2 separate regions of the Homo sapiens genome follow, and region 1 is linked to region 2. Evidence: read pairs that join two places in POLR2A ChIA-PET (ENCODE). Cell type or tissue: MCF 10A. All regions are shown on one strand. Links, peaks and the distances in the headings refer to the core of each region. The heading gives the core; the rest is flanking DNA.

Region 1 (5,391 bases), core at 101-5,100, 330 kb after region 2:
TTTCTTTCTCAACAAAGCTCCCTAACTACTAGCTATGTGGACTTAAACCAAATTGCCATATCTTTTTGATTCTTCATTTTCCAATCATAAAACATAGTATTCATCCACCTATTTACAAGGATGTTAGGAAGATTAAGTCAACCAAGATGCCCAGATAACTCATAGCAGCTCACAAGTGTGGGTCTGGGCTAGAGACAGAATTGGAGTCGGCACCAGATGGGGCCTCACAACACTCAACCTTGTAAGGTGCAAGCAAAGAGGGTAGCCCTGGGGGAGAAGCAAGGGCTTAAAACCATTTTTGGGCTATACTATCAAGATACCAGAAGGGAAGGTGCAGACGAGAAACACCTCTTATAGTTTGCCCAGCTATTTGTAGTTTTCTGCGTCATCAACTTAACTGTCAATACATTCAGTATTGAAACATTTAATGATCTAAACTTAAATTCCTATAAACAGCAATACACCTGCACAGCATAACAGGATGTGTCATTGTTAATGCTGAATGAAATTCTGACCAAGAGCAATGAGGTTTACAATCACAGCTGAGGGGAGTGGATGATGCCCTCAAAAGAAATTCCAGAATGAAATGTGTATAATTTTAATAGCACCAGTCCTCCTTCTGAAGGTCTCTATCAGATAAATCAGAAGTTTTATAACTCAGCAAGAAGCCTGGAATAAGCCTGCCGATCACACCCCACAAAGTGGGGACTGTTGCCCAATTAAGCCTGCCTGTTCACTTCCAAGTTCTAGCCAAAACAGCTATATTGAAATCATATTTCAATATAGAAATATGATTCTATATTAAGAATCATATTTCTCCCTCATGCTGAATTTTCTGAGTGACATGGAGAAAACACAGGAAATATAGTTTTGTCCCTGGATTCGAATGAATTTTTGTGTGGTCTTGGGCAAATTACTCAGCTTCTTTAAGTTCTTTCTTCGTGAGGTATTAGCAACATCCCTACTGCTATGGTCTGAAGTTTTGTGTCCTCCCAAAATTCCTATGCTGAAATCCAAACTCACAAGATGTGATGGTATTAGGAGATGGAGCCTTTTGGAGGTGATTAGGCAGATCTCTCATGATTGGGATCAGACCCCTTATAAAAGAGATCCCAGAGAGCTAGGTCGCCCTTCTACCACCATGTAAGGACACAATAAGAAGGTGCTATCTGTGAGAAAGTAGGTTCTCACCAGACACCAAATCTGCTGGCAACTTTTTTTGGACTTCCCAGCCTCCAGGACTGTGAGAAATTTCTGTTGCTTAGAAGCTACCCAGTCTATGGTATTCCGTTGTATCAACCTGAACAGACTAAGACACACATATACACCCTTGCTTAAATATAAAAACAAGGCTGCAAAAACCTCCAGTGGCTACCTCCCAATAGACTGCGATGCAATAACATCTCCATTTTAGATTTCAAATAATGGCCCCTCCGAAGATGTCCACATGCTAACCCTTAGAACCTATGAATATATTACTTTAGATGGCAAAGGGGAACTAAGAGAGCAAATGGAATTAAGGTTGCTAACAAGCTGACTTTAAAATAGAAAGGTTATTCTGGATTAACTAGGTGTGCGGCATGTCTTCACATGAGTCCTCACATGTGGAAGACGGAGGCAGAAGAGTCAATGTCAGCATGATGAGAGGTGAGGACTCCATTGCCATTGCTGGCTCTGAAGATGGATGAGGGCCATATGCCAAGGTGAGTGGCAAAGGCAGGGAAAGGGATTCTACCCTAAGCCTCCAGAAAGGAATGCAGCCGTGCTGACAATTTTTCTAGTTTCAGTGAGACCCACGATACACTCCAAACTTACAGAACTAAAAGATAAGGTCTGCTTCTTCCTCTTGCTTTAACCTTTAAAGCCCTCTAGCTAGGCAAGGGGACTAATTTTTATCTCCCCATAGCTTGGGATCCTACTGGAAAACACGGATTTCAGGGACTGGCTTATCTACTGGCTTTACCACTCACTAGCTGTGTGCCTCTGGGAAAGTCACTCTCGTCTCTCTGCACCTCAGTTATATCAGTTTCCTTAAACGGGAGTAATCCCACTTACCTTATAAAGTCCCCGTGAAAACTGAATGAGACAACATGAAGCAAGTGCTTGGCACTTGTCACTATCATTTATGGAAAATATGCTTCTAAACATTTCTTCTGCCAATCCCAAAGTATGACATATTGATGGGCCTCAAATCAAGGGTATCCAACAAATTGCTTAAGGTTGTCAAGCAGGGATATGTGATAAGAAAAGCTAGTAGACAAATAAAAAAAAACAGCCTATGGAAAAGTAAAGGAGACAAAATGATGTGTGCTGGCAGGAAAAATGAGTTCAAGAGAGTGAAAGGAAGAACACTGGCACTTTCAAAGAGAGGGAGAAAAGCCTAGAAATAGACTGACTGGTAGGTTGTTTCTTGAATCAAGACTCTTACATTGGCTTGAAGATAGCTGTTAGTTAATACGTTTCCTTTGAGGAAATGTGGTGTTGCAAACAAGCTGAGGGCAAACACCCATCCCCTGGCAGAAGCAAACACAATCATCGACCTCTGAGGACATTTCAGAATACGGTCTGTATCCACAACAAGCCCCAACATGCAGAATCGTGAGTCAATTAATTTACTGGCAGAGCAGAATAACGGCTGCTCATAAGGAGGACGGTTTAGGGGAAGTGAATCTACCCATCATTTAAAATATATCCCAAGAATCAAACAGCAGCGTGAATAGGCAGTCATGAGAAAAAATTCTGACAGAAACATCAGACTAAGAAGTGGAACAATTCTGTCTCTATAACCAGAAGGAAGTGAGGCTCACACATGTAATCCCAGCACTTTAGGAGGCCAAGGTGGGTGGAACCCTTGAGTTTAGATGTTCAAGATCAGCCCAGGCAACATAGTGAAACCCTGTCTCTACAAAAACATACAAAAAATTAGCTGGGTATGGTGTCACACCCTTGTAGTCCCAGCTACTTGGGGGGCTGAGGTGGCAAGATCACCTGAGCCTGGGAGGTAAAGGCTGCAGTGAGCTGTGGCGCCACTGTACTCCAGCTTGGGCGAGAGTGAGATCTTGTCTCAAAAAAAAGAGAAGTGAAAACTTATGAATTTGGACCAATATCACTAAGATCCTCCCACTGTTCTGGTATCAAGAGTGCCCCTGAGTGCTTGTGGTGGCATGAAAAAGGAGGAAAACCAATGGATGTTTATATCCCAGTCAAGGAAGGCTGCTCAATAAACAGGTACCATAGTTTCCCCTTATTTTCTATTATATTTCATGAGATCATGCTAAACAATAGCACAAAAATAAAAATCCTCACTCTACATAGGTGGTGACAACAACCTCTTTGGGCCTCAGTTTTCTCACCTTTTGTAAAAGGGAAGGATAAGGTAGATAGAAGATGTCTTCTAGAGCTGTGATAATAAGCAGTGCCAGAAACATAGTAAGGGCCTAAGTTTCTTCAAGTATAAACTGGAATAATGACTGCTGTATGCCGTAAGTGGGATTAACTGATTGTGACACCTAATAGGAACTCAAAAACTGGTAGTGTAGGATTTTTAATAAAAGGATGTATGATGGGAAGTTAATAACACAACTAGGTTATGGAACAGAACGTAAGAATGAACCTCATCCAGGGGAATAGTGGACACCACTTCAAGGACAGCTACAGACAAGAGGATGACAAAGAACAGGGACGCAAGTAACTGGGGAAAGGGAAGGTGAAGGAAGGTGAAGAGTTTATGCTTAAGTTTCTGTCTTCTCTATAAAGGTGGAGGTGACATTCTCAGCTAAAGAGTGAGGGAAATGAGTAAGAAGAAGTAAGAACAGTAAGGGTTAAAAACAGCTTACTATTTTTAGCAATGAGAGAAAGAGCTAAACAAAGGCTTCTTGCGTAACTCTTTACCATAAAACGCTTTCTAGTCATCAAGAGGCAGAAAGAGAATGATCAAATACTTGACATCAGAGCATACTCCCAACCTCAGGGCCCAGACACGGGCCTTTATGCTATGACATAAAGTTCTAGGGGAAGCCCAAGGCAGGGCTGGTCTCTGGGAGAAGGAAACAGACTGACATAACTGATCCCTCAGCACTGTGTTTATAGCGGGACTTTCCTGATGAGTAAGAATGCGTGACAAAAGCAAAGTCGAACCTCTCCCAGTTCTACCAAGAAAATAAGTTGAAGAAATAATCTGAAGAGGGGAGGATACCAGAACTTTTAGGAATCAATTCAACACCCTCATTTAGCAGATGAGGACACTAAGTGACAAAGGAATTTCACGGCACAGCCAGGAAAGAATTCTGGATGTCCTCACTTCTAAGCTGAGATTCTTCCACTGCATTCTTTGAGAAGGCATAACCCAAACACAGGCCTTAGGCACAACAGGCCAATATGTTATTAGCCACATTTTATAGAAACTGTTTAGCACCGGGAATCACACTCTGCTTCCTTTAATATTCAGTTTTTGGTCATATTTTTCTCATTGTAAAAAAAAAAAAAATCAATATCTGCAAAACATTCCTGATAAAGAAGACTATTAAAAAAGAAATCTCATCCTTCTCCTTACTGATATGTTTGCAAGTTTCACCTTGAGATATTTCTGACAGTGATAGCAGTTGAGCAAGTCCTACTCATCTGATCCTTTTCTAAAAAATATGTAGCTGGGTGCAGTGGCTCATGCCTATAATCCCAGCACTTTGGGGAGGCCAAAGCAGGAAGACTGCTTGAGGCCAGGAGTTTGAAACCAGCCTGGGCAACATAGTGAGACCCCATCTCCTTAAAAAAAAAAAATTACCAAGCACAGTGGCAGATTCCTGTAATCCTAGCTACTAGACGGGCTGAGGATTGCTTAAGCCCAGGAGGTAGAGGCTACAGTGAGCTGCGATCAGGCCACTGCACTCTACCCCGGGCAACAGAGAAAGATCCTATCTAAAAAAACAACAAAAAAATACAATGTGGGCATCTTTTCAAATAGTTTATAGATCTAGTTGTTTTTCTTAGATTTGCATAATAAATATGGTGTACTGATTTCCTACAATCATCAGGATTAATGGTAAAGAGAAAGAAGAGCAACTGTAGAAATTGCTGGAATCCCCTGTCCATGTATCTTTAATGGCATGGACAGTTAGTAGTTGGGGGTGAAAGAAAGGCCATATCATCAGTTCTGCCATACATACAAATGAATGTGCAAAGGTATCTAACAAGAACTGGGCTAGAAAATGGAGGGCCCATGTACCACAAGTACAGGAGGAGACAACAAAATGCCTCATGACTTGAATAAAGCAGCTGGCAGGGAAACAGTCTTGCTTTGCTCCAATGGCAAAAATCTCATTAAAAACCAATCCTGTGCACCACTTTATAATGCATCATCGAAGTCGAGCTTTACAAGTCCGGTGGGTGTGGGAG
Region 2 (5,391 bases), core at 175-5,174:
CACACACACACACACACACAAAGACACAAAGGTAATTCAGTTATCTGTTTTCTGAACTGGTCAAATTGAGATGAGTATGACTTAATAAGACCATATTCTTATTATGTGAGTCAACAGAAAGAGTTCTGTTTAACTAAAAAGATGTCTCAGAATCTACAGAATTGAGCATGTTTTCAATCCATCCAGTTGCTCGGTTAGCACCATGAAGACTGGTTTAGATGTAGGAGATAAGGTTCAAAGTTATAATAAAAATTAAAAATTAAGCGGGAGCAAAGATCAACACCCATGAATCTCTCCATGTATGATGATCCATCCAGAGACCTTCCTTTTAAACAAATTTACATTTTCTTTTAATGACAAAAATCATGTATTTTATAAAAGGTCCTATAGAAAACAAAGATTCAAGTTGGAAGACCCTAAAACTTACAAACCTATGATAATCATGTTAGTGTCTGAGGCTAAGACAGCATTCTACAATGCATATATTTTAGATAACATTTGAATCACACTATGTACATATTCTGGGGTTTTTTACTTCCACTTTATCCTGAATATTTTTCTGTGTTATTAAATATTCTTTGAAACTTAAAGACTGCACAATATTTACAACATGGCTCTCCGGCATGGGCATACCACAATATATCTTCTATTTTTGGACATTTATGTTATTAACCAGTTTTCTCTATCATAAACCAACAAGATGGAGGTTGCAAGGTCACCAACTCATTATTCTGAAAATCGATTCATAGAGGGGAAAAACAAGTGTATACATGCTTTTTCAGCATGAACTGTTTTAGGGTAAAAAATTGTTGGAGAGAGAAAGATTTTCTTTACAGAAAATTACTATCTAATTAATGTGAAATAATCAACAGAGTTAGAAAAATACCATTTTATAAATCTTAATGAAATTATAGATCTAGGAAACAGTCACTAATGAATGTTATAACCATTAGGTAAAATTTCAGTGAGGACCTCGATAATGGAGGACTCACCAGAACCTACTAATAAATCTTAACATCACTAAAAGTGGAGTAACCAGAAGTTACATGCCTTCTGGTGTCGTACAACAGGAGTACAGAATCTCAGATATAAAGTATTCTTGCCAAAAAATAAAAATAGAAATGAGCCTGACTCTAATCAATCCTTCCACTTTAAATACTAGCTGATGGAAAATAAGAGTGATACAGGAGGAAAAAAACAAATGATACCATAAAGTAGCCATCAACTAGATCTAGAATGCGAGACATTCTACAGGACAAAATACTTAATTTATTTATCAAATAAGTAACAGGAGAAAGAGGGAAGGGGAAACTGTTATACATTGAAAGAAACTTAAGAGGCCATATGAATACCACATGCAATATGTAGACCTTGTTTGGATTCTAATGTGAACAAAACAGTTGTAAAAAAGACATTCTTGAGACAATTGAGAAATTTGAGCCTAAACTTGTTCAATTCTCTTAAACTTAATAATAGCCTTTGGTTACTTTTTAAAGCTTTTATTATACAGAGAGCTTACAAATAAAATAATAAGAAGCTTTGGATTTGCTTTAAGGTAATCCTGTAGAGAGAGAGAATAAAATAGATAAAATAAGACTAGAAAAATATTAACAATTTTCAAAACTGGGTAGTGAGTACATAGAGATTTATTATAATACTCTTTCTACTTTTATGTTGATGGAAAATGTCAATAATAAAAAGCTTTTTTAAAATATCAAAATACAAATATATGTACATTATATATTTATATTTTGTTGTTGTTTGTTTGAAATTTCAACTAAAATCATAGAGTATATTTAAGGAAGGAGCATTATAAGTCAAAGACATGAAGTTCTTTGAGGTTTTTATTTTTTTGTTTTGGGGTTTTGTGGTTTTTGGGGGTGGAATTTTTTTTTTTTTTTTTTTTTTGAGACAGATTCTCCCTCTTTTTTCCAGGCTGGAGTACAGCGGTGCCATCACAGCTAACTGCAGCCTCGGCCTGCCGCCAGGCTCAACAGATCCTCTGACCTCAGCCTTCCACGTAGTCTGGAGTACAGGCACATACCTCTACATCCAGCTAATTTTTGTATTTTTTGTAGAGACAGGGTTTCACTATGTTGCCCTGGCTGGTCTCAAACTCCTGGGCTCAAGCAATCCACCCACCTCTGCCTCCCAAAGTGCTGGAATTACAGTCATGAGCCACAGCTCCCGGCCTCTTTGAGGTTCTTAAAAACTATTTTAAAAATACATTCCAGAAAGTTTGCACAAAATTATAGTCCCACCAATATATATGCGTCCATTTCACTATACCATGACCAAAATTAGATATATGTATCTTGAAACATCCATTCTATTTTTATAAAGTACAGCTTATTGTAATTAATGTTTTCTTTACAAAATGGGTTTAAATATTTTAATAAAAAGCCATTTGTATGTCTTCTGCATTAAATTGTCTGATTATATTTTTTACCCATGTTTTAATTGTAGTCTTGGTATTATATTTTTTTGTCTTTGATTTGTAAGGGCTTTTGATATTTTAAAAATAACAATCTTTTATCTGATGCCAAATAGTTTCCCATTTGCGCTTGATTTTTATTTTGTTTATTATAAATATACAGAATTAAATGTTTTATGTGATCATATCTATAGATTTGTCTATAGGCAGAACCTCCCTTTGTTACATTTATGCTTAAAAAATCCTGCCATCTCCTGAGATGAGCTAAATATTTATGTTCTTATAGGATTTTTTTAATGACTTACTTTTTACTTTTACACTTTTTATCCATCTGGAATTCATTTTGTTGTATGGCTTATGGGATCAGTTGGGATCTTAGTTTATTATTTTCTAAATAGTAAGCCAATCATTTTTTTCTTTTTCTTACTGATTTAAGATATCACCTGACCTAATAGATCTCTATATATATACTCTGGCATGTTTCTTACCTTCCTGATAACATGACTTCCTCTTACTGTTGAATGTTGTGCCTGTACCACATTACTATGATTTTGTAACTGGTGAATAGACTTGTTAAATGAACTGGGAAAAAATGAGAGATAAAAGGTAAGGGCAAGAGACTATTATTGCAAAGACAATAAATTCATTTCCATGAACATCATCTATATCACCCCATATTTTGTCAGCATCTATACAAAAGCTGTATGCTCTAGGAGAGAGAGGAGAGATTCTGGGGTAAGTGTACAAAGATTCAAAAGCTGGTTTTATTTCTTTACTGACTCTGTGTTCTTAGAAAAAGTACTTAACTTCTCTGATTCTGTCTTCTCCACCACAAAATGGAGAAAATAATATCTATATCATGAGTTTCCTGTAAGGTACAAATGTAGGTGAGAGGTTGCTGAGGAATTCTTGTAAGGTATAAAGCAGTGTATTTTTAATTTTTAAAAAACAGAAATGTTGATAATGTCTGATAACTGTGGGAAAAATTAAAAATAAATTCATATTCACTGGGAAAGCGCTGAAAATGTTTGCCATGTCTTTTTCAGTAATTTCCGGAGTAAAGATGCCAGCTTTTAGAAAAAAATGGGTATTATGTAACCTGTCAAATACACCAAAGGGGCTTAAGAAACACACGAAAGATCTTTTTAGCTTTTGAGCACTCTGCATTAAACGTTTTTGCAATTAACTTCAATTCTAGGTGATCAATTTGACTGAAGCAAGGAATAGAGTAAAACCTAACATTATTACTCTGTGCCTTTCATCAATGACCACCTCTGAGTCACTTGTATAATGAGGAATCGTGAGCAGAAGACATAAAAATCCTCACCATAGTCATAAACAAATAGGGCAAATATCATGCTTACAGTCATCCTTAAAAGCACATTCAACAAGTGAACTTTGCATAAACTCTCTTCTCTGTTAATTCCAACAAATCTGTAGATTGCTGACATATGGTATCTTAAGCTGTGATCTGTGCCTTTTAAAAAGTGGAAGGATCACACACTAGGGCTGCCAGGATTAATGAAATGGCTATGCTCTGGGGAAGCAGCCAAGCTTCCAGCAGTAATTTGAAGTGTTGCCCTCCCTCCTCCTGCTTTAACAATTTTGCAGCTACCTACAGCTGAGCATCCTGCTTTCATAATCATCAATCCTCATTTTTACCCATGCTGGCTTCTCTTCTTTCCTACCTGACCAGGCACTGACTCCTTGATGGTTTCCAAAATTTCTATGTCCTCACTTGGTGTGCTAGGCTTTATTCCTCTTGTCAACAAGTCCCAGCATGTGAGTTGCTGGAAACAAACTTTCAATAAGTATTTTTGATGAGTGGTACTGAATTTCAAGAGCATAGCAAAAAAAAAAAAAAAGGGGGGGGGGAAGATATCAGTCTCAAAATGGAGTAATGCAGCCACAGCCCACAAATTATGTTACAGTTAAATTCTAACGAATCATGAATTCCCTGACTGCTCACATTTGCATTTTCCTCAGATCAGAAAGAAGTGGTTTAAGAAAAAAGAACAAGTGCTAAATAAAGAAAATACAAATAATGTCTGAACCTAACTTGGCTTTCTTTACTTTTTGTAAGAAAATCTCAGAGAAATGTATTCATCTTAAATTGAGAGGAATTAAGATGGGAATAGAGTAAAAAGCATATTATTTTGGTGAAAACTATCATGGACAAAAACAATTCTTTATACATCTCATACTTAAATTTAATTTATCCAGTGTATTCCCTGTTGATCTAACTAGATTCATACTTATACGCATGAGACGGAATTGAAGGTAAATGAAATACTGACATGTGCATCCTCCTCCTCTAAAACTACATTTGTTTATTATGTTATAAATATTCAGAAGTAAATGTTTTATGTAATCATATCTATAGATTTGCCTACAGACACATCTTTCGTTACCTTTATGCTTAAAAAAAAATATCCTGTGCGTCCTCCTCTAAAACCACCGAGCACAAACCAGAACCCCAAATTAACTAGTCTAAATAAATAAATAAAGCCACACCCTTTTTTCTTATACTTAAGTCTTGAAACATGCTTCTTAATTATATTTTCTTCTAATTTCTCAAACTCCATTAAATATCTACCATGTGATAAGCATAGCTACACATTTGCCTATAATTTTTCTCATTTAAACCACATAATAACTCATAATATTAACAAATATTATCATTTCAAATTTACCAGAGAACACAAGCTGAGAAAGGCCAAGCAGCTATAATGAGCAGAACTGAAATTTTGACTCAGGCCTTCTAATTCTAAGATTTTTCCATAGCTTTACCTTTTTCCTAAATTCCTTGCTAAGTTCAGTCAGTAACAATAAAAGACACAAGGAGAAAGTATCATTATAGATTATACTTTAAAATTTGAGACACTGTTTTCCATCATTTTAAATTGGATCATAGATTTTAAAATAGAAAGAAGACTCAAAACCCTACATTCTCACCA

The links. ChIA-PET counts read pairs that join two places held together with the same protein. Peaks named below come from ENCODE experiments on the same cell type or tissue, not always from the same donor. Only the 100,000 strongest peaks of a DNase experiment are listed, where the experiment ranks them.
Region 1: POLR2A ChIA-PET joins it to region 2 with 14 read pairs; 2 of 35 experiments call an interaction of 5 or more read pairs at or near these places.

Annotation. Positions count from the first base shown.
Region 1 is chr9:21,830,881-21,836,271 of GRCh38, reverse strand. All of the region lies in intron 4 of MTAP (methylthioadenosine phosphorylase), which reads right to left. Among named protein-coding and RNA genes, the nearest start is that of MTAP, 31 kb to the right of the region's middle. RefSeq lists enhancers at 2,575-2,714, 2,964-4,163, 4,031-4,340. In MCF 10A, for the core only: no CTCF peak of the experiment used is centred there; DNase peaks (open chromatin) are centred at 2,571 and 4,001.
Region 2 is chr9:22,163,800-22,169,190 of GRCh38, reverse strand. No RefSeq gene overlaps it. Among named protein-coding and RNA genes, the nearest start is that of CDKN2B, 160 kb to the right of the region's middle. In MCF 10A, for the core only: no CTCF peak of the experiment used is centred there; no DNase peak of the experiment used is centred there.